Linked DNA regions of Homo sapiens: regions 2, 3 and 4 are each linked to region 1. A link is a contact called in ENCODE Hi-C or POLR2A ChIA-PET data. All regions are on one chromosome and are shown on one strand. The core of a region is the stretch at or near the end of the contact, and the rest is flanking DNA. Distances in the headings are between cores, read along the strand shown.

Region 1 (3,563 bases), core at 615-3,114:
ACACCAAGAGCGAGAGCTAGCCTACATAGCTGTTTCTCACTGTGGTTGCTATTGGCATTTTATTGACAGTGACAGCTACCTCGTGAGTTTAAAAATCCAGCCCTACCCCACCCAGTCCTCTTAGATATCAGCAGTGATTCTCAATCAGTGTGGACAAGCTGAAACTTAGCACTGCAAATGTCCTATAGAAGGTTTGGATAGTATACCACATAATTGAGCCTAAATTTATGGCCCATTACACTGAAAAGTTATTTAAAGGCAACAAACCATGCTTTATCCATCTTTGATCTCCATATCTTATCAAGAGAGACTATGATCTTTCTTTCTTTTTTTTTTTTTTTAACACGAGACTGGAGTTTTATTATTACTCAGTCTTCCAAAAAGACTATGATCTTTCAACCTTCTTACATAGTCACTTTCTGCAGAAAGACAATAACCTTTTACCCGATTCACACCCTAAAAATCTGAAGTCCTTCAACCATGATAATTTACTGTAAACTTAAATATAAGTGCTTGCATGTAATATCTCACTCTCATAGTGAAAAGAGCAGATGGTCTATTATTATACATATCAAACAGATACTACAAGATTAAGAATGGTAAAGAGTTTATTCTACAAAGTTTTGGTACATTCAAATTATTTCATTAAAATGCTTTAAAGAAATCAAGGAATGACTCAAATTTAAATTTACTCAAGTCACATTTTTCACTTCTTAAGGGGCTTAAAGAAAACATACACACTCACATAAAAGATCATTAAACCTATACTGCTTGTTTAGAAAAGTAATTTATATTAGATGAGTAAAGAATAACATATAAACAAGAGTAAATTCACCAAAGGATTTTAGTTTTATAGAGCTGATAAAGCAGAAAATAAGCATTATCTAAAATGCCTGATTTATTAGTCTCAAAGGATTCCTAAATACCATCCCTGTGTCTGTGTTGACTAAAATTAGTCCTACTCCCCTAAGTAACTTACTTATCTAGTAGACTCTTCCAGAGGCAGAGACTAAGTACAGTACTTTAAAGGGCAAGTTACAGCTGCTGTCAGTTATAAACTTGGCATGAACACTTTAGCAAATCTCTCAGGGTGGGAAACAACTAGATTAGAATAAGGAAGGCATTAATTTGTTCTTCTATTATAGCCTTTATCACACAGCTGCAATGATTTGTTTACCTCTCTGTCCTTCCCAGTGAACTGTAACTCATGGGAGAATCTGTGCCATTCATTTTTAACCCCAGCACTGTCTGGAACATAGTAGGTACTCTTGAACCATAAGCTAAAATAAATTTGAAAAACAGATTTTACAATGGAAGCAACCACAATTTAAATAGCAGAGCTAAACAAAACTTCCTAACACTGTTTAAAAGAATATGTTAGGTGTTAGATGAGTTAAGAGAAAGTCACAGCTTTCAAGGAGTTTTCAAACCATCTTGGTATGCCAGATATATTATAGCTTTCCTTTAAATCCTTTTAGACAACAGAATAAGTTAAAGGATATTTCAGATTTTAAAAGGAATTACACGCCTGCTACATGGCAAAGTTTTTTAACCAGGGTCTTAGATTCTTGAGGGTATGCAAAGAAATAATACTGAATTATAATATTTCATACAGCCTGAAAGAAACAATACATTTATTTGAAAAATAATTTGTTAGGGTTACCCATGCTAAATAAAAATCTGCCAAATCAACATGGTAATAAAGTTGGCAAGGTCTAAATAATAATGAATACAATCTTACCCAGTAAATACCATTTGGTAAAAAAAACACTTAACTCCACATCTAACTAACATCTGCTCCAAAATTTGCTGTTTCTACACTATCTCCCACTCATAAATCAACCCATGACAATCTAGCTTCCTCTTTTATGCTGCGTTGAAACTACTCTTCCAGGTGACCATTGATCCTGTTCTTAAATCTAATGGACACATTTAGCCCTAATCTAACCTACTAGCAACCTTTGCTACTGTTAACCACTCCCTATTGAAATGTTCTTCTGCCTTCATTTCTCTGATGTCTGACTCTTATTCTCACTACACTGTCATCTCTAGCTGCTTGTTTTCACTTTCCACTGTCCTTTTTTTCGAAGAAGTCAAAGCAGTCAGTAGGGAGGGGCTGGATGGCACAGCAGCCTTTATAATTGCTTTCATCTGTTTTTAGTCAGAGTAAACGAGATTCGTTTATTGATAATAATAAAAATTTATTTGCATGTGCATTTACAGGGCCTATTTATTTTGTTTCTCTCATATTTCAGAATTCCACAATTCAATTAAAATGATGAAACCACAATGTAACAGTCTGGCTCAGTGAAAGTGTAAAAAAGAAAAAACCACCCAGGTTTTCTTATCCTAAAGGCCCAAGCACAGCTCCTGTTTCCCACACCCTTTAGTCTATAAAGAAATATGCCAGCCCAAAGCAGAATAGGTGACTCACCTCCCTCCCTGGGGCTGTTAGATAACTATTTTGGCTTTTGATAGCTGTCATTTTCAGTACAGATTATTCATTCATGCCAACAAAGTACTTAATTAAGCAGAGTATATGATAAAATTTTAATGTGAATGATCTCAAACACAGGTATCTTGAACTATAGAAATTTTTGGTCTACGGTCAAGTCAGTTGGTATCATCTTATCCCAAACATTTATGATAGCTGTCTCTTGGGAGGTTGGTCTAATTTTGCAAGGTTATACTTACAAAACCAAAAACAATCCCTCTGAATTTACCAAAACCAGAACAAACTTAAAAGTTAACACACTACAGATTAGTGGTTCTTAAACTTCAGCATGCATCAGAATCACCTCAATCACCTGTGAAAACACAGATTCCTGAGCCTCACTCAGTTGATCGAACACTTCATGAGACTGTCTAACAACTTCTCAGATAACAGTGATGCCAATGCTACTGGTCTGGAGAGCCACTACTGACAGAAAGTGTAGCCTCAACCTTGACTAGGGAACAAACTGCTGGATTGTCACCTTGATCCAAAAGTTTCCTCAAACAAATATAAGCAAATTACTTATGGTTCTTTATTATGCTATTCTTTTTTTTTTTTTTTGAGACAGTGTCTCGCTCTGTTGCCAGGCTGGAGTGCAGTGCACTCAGCTCACTGCAACCTCCGCCTCCTGGGTTCAAGCGATTCTCATGCCTCAGCTGGGATTACAGGCATGCACCACCATATCCAGCTAATTTTTGTATTTTTAGTAGAGATGGGGTTTCACCATGTTGGTCAGGATAGTCTCGATCTCCTGACTCCGTGATCTGCCCGCCTCGGCCTCCCAAAGTGCTGGGAGTACAGGCGTGAGCCACCACACCCGGCCTATTATGCTATTCTTGATGTGCATGGATAACTGAAAGCAGACTACTTTCTAAAAATATTACTTGAGTTGATTTTTTTGTGTGTTTTGATTTTTAGTACCAAGTATACTAATATTTTTCCATTTAAGCCTTATAATACACAAATATACATAAACACTGCAAATAATTTCTTTTATTCAAAAAATGTGGAGACTCATATTGATACATTCTGAACATATGTTAAATTACTTTAAACACCTAAAAAAATT
Region 2 (3,563 bases), core at 687-3,186, 440 kb after region 1:
AGTCATTCTCCTGAAGTTTTCATGGTGGCCTGTTTAGGGTCCTGTATCTGCAGAGACTTGCCTTATCTGTCAGATTATTAGGACTTGTCAATAGTCTTCTCTGTCCAGTTTATAAGGCTATGTGTCCGTAACTGTACTGTGTGGCAAAGAAAGGCGAACACAAGTGAATCAACCCAACCCCATGCTCTGACTGCTTAGACAATCCCATCTTAACTGTCATTGTGTGATCTTGGGAGTTAATCTTTTTAAGCTTCCCTACTTCATAGAACTGGTAAGTGAGGAGAGATATAGAGCAGCCAGTTTGGCCCCAGCATCTATGCATGTTCCTTCTATCCTATGCTGACTTTCTAGTGAGCTGCCCGTTAATATGACAGGTGAAGGCTTAGGTTGGTGAATTAAGAAATGAAAGTTATATGACCTATTTACAAGCCAAGTTTGTGAAGACATTCATAAATGTTCCATCTGTAATTCTAATTTTGAATCAAGAGGCAAAAGCCATTTCCTCGAAAAGATTATTTATGTGTGCAGGGCTGAATGAAGCTAGCAATTTTTTGCTTAGTGTCCTTCTTCTGTTTTTTGTTTTCCATTACAAATGAATGTTTAGAGACACTCTGTTTTCCTTCTTAAATTTCTCTGTGAGTTAGTCAAAGAAGAGTGTGTTAGAAGAGCTCCCTTCACTAGCAATCAACATCAATTGTGACTCCAAATAGTACTTTAAATCCTACTTGTTCTACCTGCCACTCAACCAAAGATTGTTTCTAGAGGTCACATGCCTCCACTTAATTACTTCCGTTCCTATTCATGCTACAGAATAGGAACTTACTGATCTGTCTGGTGGGCATTTTAGTTTGTATAAATTGAGATTCGAGAGTTCATTTGGATAAAATAAGATGCTGGCTAAAGTTCAAAGCAAACATTTGCTGATGCTTAAAACCACCTTGAGACCAAAAAAGTTTACACTCCCTGGTTTCTCTAGGGAGTAGGGTTTGAGAAAACCACAGACAGTAGTTATTCTTGGAAATCCTGCTACCAGGCAAATGCCATAGGGCAAGGGCCCAGAGAAGCTGAGCTTCTCTCCCATGGCTAAAGGCAGAGCTTATCCTGACTGGAATTGCTTGGTCAGGGTTTAGAATCCTTCCTGCTGATGGAGAGAGAGGAGGAAGCTGAGCAAAAAGAAAGATGACTAGACTGGCTCTTGGAATTATATCCTAGAATAGCTGCCCAGTTTAGGTCTTCTCCTGATACTACTGACTTCCTGGAAGCCCTCTTTACACATAGTCTCTGGTTATTCCTTTTTTTTTTTTTGAGATGAAGTCTCACCCTCTCACCCAGGCTGGAGTGCAGTGACATGATCTCGGCTCACTGCAACCTCCAGAAAACTCCGTCTTCTGGGTTCAAGCAATTATCTTGCCTCAGCCTCCCATGTAACTGGGATTACAGATGTGCACTACTGTGCCCAGCTAATTTTTGTATTTTTAGGAGAGACAGGGTTTCATCATGTTGGCCAGGCTTGTCTTGAACTCCTGACCTCAAGTGATCCACCTGCCTCGGTCTCTCAGTGTTGGGATTACAGGCGTGAGCCACTACACCTGGCTGATCCATGGTTATTCTTCTTGTGTACCCCTTTCTACCAGGATATATAAAGACAGTTGAAGAATGTATCTGCCCCGAAGTTTCTACTTAAAATAGGCTTTGGTGGTTTGGGATTAAAGACAATTTGTATCTCAGTTCACTTAGGATCTGGGATAAAAATTGAAGTGTTATAACTACCTGATAATATTGAGAATATTAAAGAAGTATAGTGTGATTCTTAATAAGTACCTTGACACCTTTCCTTCAGAGCTCAGGGTGATTCAGTGGCCATTTTTCTTTGTGTTTTCTTTCCTGTCTCAGTCTGATATTACAGAGCAAGTTTATGTTCTGATTAGGAAAAACTGCAGTTCACTAAGATGCTATATTTGCTATTCAGTGAGTCATACTAAAAAGCCTCATGTTCTTAAATGACATAAGGAAATGGAATCAGGAGAAAAATCATGATCACAAAATGCACCATTCCAAAAATCTAGAGTGGGACAGAAAGATCAAGCATCTAAATGCAAACCTCCTTTGAACCGGAACTGCTATAACCAGGGCAGCAGATTGCTTGAGAATGGACATTGATTTTCCCAGGCAGAGGGTAAAGTTGTAAACAGTGGATTGTCTACTATTGAAAAACTCTTTCAACATGTTCGGTGCAGATCGGCTATCCTTTAATATTCAATGTACAGCACCATATCCACACACACTATAAATGTACATGAGCGTCAGTCATTTATCTCTGAATTTTCATGTTCCAACTCCAATACCTAATGTTTTAGAGATGCTTGGATGATTACATCATAAGGTCCTCACTCAATATATATTTTCACCTTTTTTTTCTTTTAATATACTTGATTTGTTTGGAATCTCCTTTCGGTTTTTTTTTTTTTTTCCAATGTGGGCAAGTTTTTCAATAGGCTTTGGAATGGGGCTGCAGTGAATGGGAAATGGTTAAACTGTGGTTACATGCTAAGTGACTGGCTTAGGGAATGAAAAAGAGAAAAGGGAGTCACCGATGGAGCCATCAGTCAGCCAACAAAGGTAGGAGCATAGCAGTGGGGAATAAAAACAGATCCAGAGAAACAGAAAAAATAATAAGTTAAAAGCCAATCTGAGTGGCACCTAATAAGAAAAGGAGGCTCATCTATGCATCTCAAGGCAACAATCCAAATAGGGAAGAGCCCAGAAATAGTTGATTGGATTTATTTTAAATAGTAAGGAAATAAGGAAATAGTAATAATAGAATAGGCAAATGTGGGCAAAATAATGAGATAATATACATATTGGTGTGCTGCTGGTGGATATTGTTGAATATTTAATACTATGTGAGCTTTTTGGGGCATGATAGTAAAGGCATGCGGTTATTGCAGCCAATTGGAAGCAAAAACTATCATAAGAGAGTAATGATTGTTGTTGATAGGTTTCTTTTTAAGTAGAGATACTATGATCAGGTTTATGAAGTGAGAGAAGACATCTGTGCTGACTGTACCAGAGTCTCATGACTTTGTATGGTTTGCTGGGGGAAATGGAAAACAACAGCAACAACAAAAACCTAACTTCACTAGCTCCTTGCTCTCTATTGCAGGAAATCCCTGAAAAACCAGATGGCAGAAGTTACTCAGAAGAAATGAAAGGATTTTCCATTATTCAAATAGGAGGTGGAAGAGGAAGTGTGGGAGTAATTACTGGATTAAGATCACTGAAAGACAAGATTGTCTTTAAGGGTGAGTCCTTTGGTTGGTAAACTTCATATAGGAAAAATTCTCAAGTGGTTGCCAAGAGCTAACCTTCAAGATGAAGTACACAAACCTGCTGACAGGCAAATATGACTCTCAGGTTCATTTCAAACTGCCCATACTTATTAAAGCTCTTCATTGCTCTAGGTCAGGGAAAAGTTACATAGGGTCCCTGAATATACTTCATATTTCATTTCTAAATCTGAGTTCTGATGGGGTATGTGTGTATATGTGTGTGTGTGTGTGTGT
Region 3 (3,563 bases), core at 448-2,947, 300 kb after region 1:
ATATAATATTTTCTCTTATAATATAAAGAACAAACTTTAAACTTTGTTCTGATAATTTATCAGTTCTTAGTAGAGCAATAATGTACTGGGTTTAGTATCATTAGTAGTAATAATGAGATTTCTTGCTTTAAGCAAATCCCTTATTTTAGAAGAAAAGTAAAATGTTAACTCTTAGGAATTATTATGCAATAACAAAGAGCAGTAAAATTTTATAGTGGTTGGACCAACTCCAGTGGCTTTCTGGTTTGTGAAAAGTTCAGTAAAAATTGAATAAATGGCTCACATAATGGGAAGTTTAAGTAATAAAATGGGGGGTAGGGTGGGGAGATGAGGCTTTCCCCCTTCCCTGCCGTGTACATAGTAGAGTTGCTGGTGATTTTTGCCTTAGGTTATAGTACTGTGCTCATTATAGGCATAGACAGATTATCATAATTATAAAAGTGCAAGTTTGGTGTAAAAAATAAAAAAAATACATGATGGTAGAGCCTCCGGGCTTAAAAAAAAAAACTTGGGATATCTTATTAAACGTATTGTTTTCCAACTAGTCTCATCTTTGCTCCCTTGGTGCTTAGAAAGAAAACTCCAAGTAGAATAATGATAACTACCATATGTTGGTTCTTACCATAAAGCTAAGAGCTAAGCAGTCTACATATAGGTGTCTCATTTGGTCTTCCCAACAGCACGATGAAAGACATATGTGAGGAAAGTAATGTACAGAGATGTTAGATGACTTGTTTAAGGTCACAGAGATGGTGAATTGTGGAGCCTGGGTTTGAATCTAGGTTAGTCTGACTCCTGAACTGCATTCTATGCCAGTGTATGAAAGAGTCTTCAGAAAACCACATAGTTTAATGTGAGAAAGTGAAGCTTTAAAAGAGATTCTAGTCCTTTCCAAGCTAAGTTTAATTTAGGGAGGCAGGGAGTGTGTACACTGTGCAGAAAATACAGTTCTTACCTGAGGGTATCACAGTCCCCATTCAGTTGACATTCAGCAGAAGATCAACTCAGTTGTTTGGCTATCTCAGTTCAGCAAGCTCTTCTAAGCCAGAGGTTGGAACATAAAAATGATTGAGACATCTCTCCGCCCTTGTGTCCAGTGGAGGGGCAGGTTACATAAATAGATGTTTGTGAAAATCAAAGTAGAAGCTCAGTCCTAGAGAACTCTGAGGATAGCCTGTGAGCTGCAAGTCTGAGGAAGCCGAAAGGAGAATGGTGAGTAATGGGAGTTTCCCTAGGGGTGACCAGCTTGTCTGGTTTGCCTGGGACTTCCCCAGTTTTAGTACTAAAAGTCCCACATCCTAGGTGATCCCTTAGTCCCTGGCAAACTGAAATGGTTGACCACATAAGTTTCTGCTGGTTTGGAGAATTGCTAATTTCCATTAGGGAACTGGGGGATTCCTAGTCAGTCCTTGTTGAGAAATTAATATTCATGAGCATCACCCTAAAAATGATAACCTAATCTTCTATGAGAAATATTTTGGTTAAGCAAGCTTGATTTGCTACTGTTTTCAATTGGGAGTTCAATAAATTTGCTTTGTTTTCTTGTGTGGTAGGAATCCATGTTGTCATCAGGGATCTTGCAAACTCAAGTGTGAAGACAGAGGCAATCCTGCATGGGTCCCATCAAGATAATGGGCACACAAACTGCTTGTGAGGGAGCAGACTGTTTAATGAATAAGGAATTAGGTTACACAGGCACCATGTTCAAAAGTCAGCTGGCAGAGTTTCAACAACCTCGTCATCACTAGAACAGTCCTGGGTGTGCAATCCTATAATGCCTGGGCAGGGTGACCAGGTTTAATGTACTCTTTTACAGCTCATGGGTATGGGGCTTATCACATGCTTCAGCAAGAGCACCCTTTTATTATTTTGAAACTTATAGTGTCACCTTAACGTTTTATGACAAGCCTTGTCCATCACATCACCACTATAAAAATGTCAATAACTTAGAGAGTTGCTTTTTCAAATATTTTGTCACATAATTAAAATTTTATTCTTCTTTTCACTTTTCCTTTTTTCCTCCCTTGAGAGCCCTTCTTTATTTTTCTTTTTTTCTTTCTTTTTTCTTTTCTTTTTTCTACCTCTCTGTCTTCCTTTCTCTTTTTCTTTCCCTTTCTCCCTCCATCTATCCTCTCCACTTTCTTTTATCCTTTCTTCCTTTTTGAAGGAAGAGGGGATTTTGATTCTCTTCAGATGCAACTCTCCTTCCCTGTCACATGCATCTTCTCAAAAACTTAAGCTAGGAGGGTGACTTGCTGAGACCTTAACTAGAGTTTTGTTTTCATTTCCGTACCAAGAAGTCTCCCTGAGTATCTTGCATCAAAGGAGGTAGATGAAAAGGGAGTTATTGGCCAAAAGAAATGGCATGCATCCTTCTTGCTCTTCTAAAGAATGTACAGGTCTTCGATGTTCTATGGCCTGGGTACATCCTGAGGGGCCCTTAAGTTCTAATATTGGTGATGAGAAATAGCATGATCTCTTTTGTGTTGGAATGAAAGAGAGGAGCTGGATTCTGAGGAGAATTGAAAGTTTTTGTCAATTTTGTTTTTTTGTTGTTATTGAAAAGAGGGGGAGGGGTTGGGGAGAGAAGGGAAAGACGGGCAGAGCTCGGGTAGTGGGACACTTCTAATACTTGAGTCCTATCCCTAAGTTAATTCTGATATCGTCAGTAGTTTCAGAGTTTCTAGGATCACTGACTCCAGAAAAGGGCTGCATCGAAGGTCCTCTTATGAATGCCTAGAGCAACTTGATTAGAAAATCCATCTTTATACCCCTTCTTGGAGACCTATTAGTAGTTCTGGCTGTCCCAACATAACAGCAGAATCCTACTCTGATCTGGGTTTCTGGAAGCCCCCTGTGAACCATCATACCCTGGATGACAAACTCCAGTAGCACTGGGGAGAGAGCACTTAATGACAAGTAGACCCCCGAAGGGCTATAGAAGGAGCTTGTTTATCTTAAATATGGGTGGGATGGGGGGGAAATGGGGCACTTTTGTACACCTTGAGAGATCTGTGGGCAGAAGAGACAGGCTACCTCTGTTACACACTAAGAACTGACAAGAATGAGACAATAAAACACTCCGTTACACACTAAAAACTCATAAGAATGAGCCTTTACACATATTGTCTGTGTTAGGAGTATATGGGAGACTGGCACCTACTAATGGAAAGGAAGAGTGGAAATTCTAGCTCTGTTGTCTTCCAGTAGCCATTTACCTGCCCTGTAAAGGTGGCTCTCAACTCAAGACTCAAGAGTCTCTGTTCTTGAGGTTCTTTTTGTTTGTTTGTTTTTGTTTTTTAATTTGTGATGTGATCTCTTTGAGTTTCTTAGTGTGATTCTTCTGTTTTGTAATTTAGGAAGCTGCTACACTTCTGGGGATGATAAATATTATTTAAATTAAAAATTACATTCAATTTTAAACTGACTTTTTAGAAAAATTCCATTTAAACCTCCCACCTCATATATAAGGATAGTTCCCACACTTGGGACCTGAACTTCCAATTGAATTCAGATGACTGAATGTATCCTGCAAATAATGCACAGAGCTTATGAGAAAAAGT
Region 4 (3,563 bases), core at 686-3,185, 260 kb after region 1:
CCTTGGGTAGCCTCCAACTTTCTCAGATATCAATTCTTTCTCAGTTCTTAAGAGAAACAAATTAGCTTTAAAGAATTGTTGCTTAAAGTTTTCCCAAATACATAAGTATTAAAAGTGTATGGCAGTATTCATAACCGATTGTATTACTCCTAATGATATCGTGCCTTGACTTGATTTAGCCCCTGTTCCGATCACATATACCTGTTAAAAATTGCTTTTCAATTGCCTTTGGTTGGAAATGATGTGTTTAATTGATTTTGGGAACTGATTCTATCCTATTAATCTTTGACATGCTATGGTATTAAGTTTTTTAAGCTCTCAAAAGGATAGCTTAAAAAATAAGCTCTTATTGTAGAATATTTAGGGAGCATAAAAAATTATAAGGAGAAGGCTGGGGCGGTGGCTCAGGCCTGTAATCCCAGCACTTTGGGAGGCTGAGGTGGGTGGATCACGAGGTCAGGAGGTCAAGACCAGCCTGGCCAACATGGTGAAACCCCATCTCTACTAAAAACTACAAAAATTAGCTGGGCACAGTGGCAGGTGCCTGTAATCCCAGCTACTCGGTAGGCTGAGGCAGGAGAATTGCTTGAACCCAGGTGGCAAGGTTGCAGTGAGCCGAGATCACGCCACTGCACTCCAGCCTGGGTGACAGAGTGAGACTCCGTTTCAAAAAAAAAGAAAAAAAAATTACAAGGAGAAAAATGGAAATTACCCATAATCTCATTACTCAGAAACAACATTCAATATTTCAGCACATTTTTTCTAGTTATACAAGCATACAAAAAATAAATATTTGGGATATTTTCCAAATATGTAATTTTAATTATTCTTTTTCCACTTAACATTTTATATTGAACATTTTCGTATGTTATTTTTCTTAAAAACAAACAGTTTTAATGGTTATATACTATTTCTATAATATGAATAGACCATAATTCATGCAATCACCTTCTCATTTTTATATGTAGATGGTTTTTAACTTACTGCTCTTATAATAATGCTATAATGAACATTTCCAGAAATGATTCTTATCTGCATTTCTTACTATTACCTTGGCATTTTCTCCTAAACAAGAATTACTGAAACAATCTGAATTTTTAAAGGTTCTTAATATGTATTATAAACTACTTTTCAGAAAATTAAAAAAAATCAATAACAGGACTGAATGAGTCCATTTTTCTTAATACTATTTTTAATAGTTATTGTCATTGAAAACAATCTTTGCTAATTGAAATTCTTGGTGTTCATAACTTGCTTTTCATTAAACATTAGTGAAGTTGAAGAGTTTCCTTACTTGAGTCAATTATATGTCTTATACTGTAAATTGTCTTATAGTCTTTTTCCATCTTTTCCTATTAGATGGTTAAAGCTTTTATGTGTTAATTATATATATATATAAAATTTTTTTTTCAGAGTCTCACTCTGTTGCCCAGGCTGGAGTGCAGTGGTCTGATCTTGGCTCACTGCAACCTCCGCCTCCAGGGTTCAAGTGATTCTCCTGCCTCAGCCTCCTGAGTAGTTGGGATTACAGGTGCCTGCCACCATGCCTGGCTAATTTTTGTATTTTAAGTAGAGACAGGGTTTCACCATGTTGGCCAGGCTGGTCTCGAACTCCTGACCTCAGGTGATCCACCCACCTCAACCTCCCAAAGTGCTGGGATTACAGGCGTGAGCCACCATGCCTGGTCTGTATCGTCCTTTAATGTGATATGGTTGGCAAATATTTTCTAGTTGGCTAGTAGATTTTTAATTTATTTGTGATGATGACAATATTTAATGGTATTAGGAATATTATGTTATTATACTATAGTCCACTATACATAAAGACTTATCTATGGTAAAAAGAGGTGGAAAATCCAGATAGTACAGATCTTTAGTACATTTTAAATTTGTTTACGTGATTCACATGGCTTGACTTTTGACAAACATATGCCTCCTAGAGCTAAAAGAGTCCTCATAGATTGTTTCACTTCCTCTTTCCTGGTAAGCAGGTCACCATGAAGTAAGAGCATGTCTTATCTTTGCATGTCAAGCATTATTTTGTGTTTCACTTTTATAGGAGAAGAAAAAGAGACATTATGTCATTCTTCTGATTGTGAATTTAATTAAAATCCTGATTCCTGGATGGTATCGTGGGCCTATTGAATGAGAATCTCTGGAGCTAGAACTGGAAATCTGCATTTTAACAAATAAGTCTGGTGATTTTTAGCATTCTAACATTGGAGAACTACTGGTGCTGGAGAGTTCAGATGACCAATGGTGAATTTTATCTCACATTACTAGCTTCTTCAGTTTTCTTCCCCTCAGTGCTCAGGTACTCAATTTGCATAATATTAGATTGTACTCTTTATATATTGGTTCAGAAAGGTTTTTAAGTGTGTGCTGTGAATCTGAAGCTAGATGGAAACTCACTCAAAGCAGGAATTGTAATACCCGGTTTTTGTTTTTTTAATCTCCTTAGACAACTTTGCATAGTGCAACAAAGTTATTGACTCATAGAGATTCAAAGTACCAAAGAAAATGAGATACTTAATATTTTAAAAATATAAGCCTATTTTCTGTATGAGAAAATGGAGGTAGAGTTTTAAAGTCTTTCAAAGTTTGTCAGGTTTCATGGTTTTTGATTTATTATTTTTTGAGGTTTTGGATGATGAACCTTGACTGATACTACTCCAGTGATATTTTTAAAAGTATTTTTATAAGATGTTTTAGAGGTGTCTCTTTTGTAGGAAAGAGACATGAGATAGTAAATTAGAATTTTTATTTAATTTAATCCAAGAATTTGAGACAGTACCTCTTCACAGAGAATCAAAAAATAGCTTGATTTAATCTGCAGTGTACCTATCTCTGTGCTTAAAACTGTGGATCTATTTCAATGGAATGGAACACGATCCTTATCCTTGAAGAACTTAACTGTATTTTACTTGCACTTAATTTTTGGCATTGTTTTACATGTTACTTCATATAATTTTACACTCTATAATTATATTTCTGGAACATTTGCATTGCTCTCATCTGCTTTAATAATGCTATTGCTGATTTATATTCATATATAATATCATGTTCTTTTCAAAGCCTATTTATGTATATGGTTCTAGGAGAGCCTCAAGAACTTAGTATAATATTAATAGAATTTTTTGAGTGTTTGATTCATGTGTGACTCTGAGCTTCACATGAATCCCATCACCGAATTATCACAACAATTCTATAAAGTAGGCTGTGTTATTATCATCTCCTATTTACCAGGTGTGAAAACAGAGCTGAACAAAGTTATTTTAAGAGCTGCAGTCTGACTCAAGAGCATACAGTTTACCTTAAGATCCCCTAGTCTAAACCATTAAACACACTGCCTCCTCAGCAGCATAGGTAGTTGCAAAAACAATTGGACAGATAGTCAAATTCTTGTCTACTTATATTGCTCAGATAGAAGGGGGCATATTTGCTGAACTTGCTCTGCAGTACTCAGTAGAATATTTTCTGTAGGTTAATATAATCCTTGGATGATAGTCAAAAGGTGATCAGAACCCCCACCCCTGCCCTTGATCTCTCCGAAGCCAGGCAAT

Evidence for each region. A loop is a pair of places that touch in the nucleus more often than their neighbours do. ChIA-PET counts read pairs that join two places held with the same protein, here RNA polymerase II (POLR2A). Pooled maps may share reads with other maps.
Region 2: a map with no recorded cell type shows a loop between it and region 1 (2.7-fold over the local background). The contact joins two enhancer-like sites. A Hi-C loop is called at or near these places in 1 of 37 single-sample maps with no recorded cell type and 3 of 50 pooled maps. POLR2A ChIA-PET finds 5 or more read pairs at or near these places in 3 of 52 experiments (MCF 10A, PC-9 and activated T-cell).
Region 3: a loop to region 1 is called in a map with no recorded cell type, with 3 times the contacts of the local background. The contact joins two enhancer-like sites. A Hi-C loop is called at or near these places in 3 of 37 single-sample maps with no recorded cell type and 7 of 50 pooled maps. POLR2A ChIA-PET finds 5 or more read pairs at or near these places in 1 of 52 experiments (GM12878).
Region 4: a loop to region 1 is called in a map with no recorded cell type, with 2.9 times the contacts of the local background. The contact joins two enhancer-like sites. A Hi-C loop is called at or near these places in 6 of 37 single-sample maps with no recorded cell type and 4 of 50 pooled maps. POLR2A ChIA-PET finds 5 or more read pairs at or near these places in 1 of 52 experiments (activated B cell).

What each region holds. Positions count from the first base shown.
Region 1 is chr12:89,661,812-89,665,374 of GRCh38, forward strand. All of the region lies in intron 1 of ATP2B1 (ATPase plasma membrane Ca2+ transporting 1), which reads right to left. Among named protein-coding and RNA genes, the nearest start is that of ATP2B1, 45 kb to the right of the region's middle. Within about 2 kb of position 1,865, at least 3 of the 41 ENCODE cell types and tissues checked have a DNase peak (open chromatin) inside an H3K27ac peak, as active enhancers do; they include GM12878 and PC-9, where a contact is called at or near this core.
Region 2 is chr12:90,097,540-90,101,102 of GRCh38, forward strand. LOC105369890 (a long non-coding RNA gene) reads left to right here. Exons shown (of 13, transcript XR_001749246.2): 11 at 3,164-3,302. Among named protein-coding and RNA genes, the nearest start is that of LINC02399, 150 kb to the left of the region's middle. Within about 2 kb of position 1,937, at least 3 of the 41 ENCODE cell types and tissues checked have a DNase peak (open chromatin) inside an H3K27ac peak, as active enhancers do; they include PC-9, where a contact is called at or near this core.
Region 3 is chr12:89,959,119-89,962,681 of GRCh38, forward strand. The region is part of intron 6 of LOC105369890 (a long non-coding RNA gene); the gene reads left to right. Among named protein-coding and RNA genes, the nearest start is that of LINC02399, 13 kb to the left of the region's middle. RefSeq lists an enhancer at 1,113-1,342. Within about 2 kb of position 1,698, at least 5 of the 41 ENCODE cell types and tissues checked have a DNase peak (open chromatin) inside an H3K27ac peak, as active enhancers do; they include GM12878, where a contact is called at or near this core.
Region 4 is chr12:89,925,341-89,928,903 of GRCh38, forward strand. LOC105369890 (a long non-coding RNA gene) reads left to right here. Exons shown (of 13, transcript XR_001749246.2): 3 at 2,060-2,314. Among named protein-coding and RNA genes, the nearest start is that of LINC02399, 21 kb to the right of the region's middle. Within about 2 kb of position 1,936, at least 5 of the 41 ENCODE cell types and tissues checked have a DNase peak (open chromatin) inside an H3K27ac peak, as active enhancers do.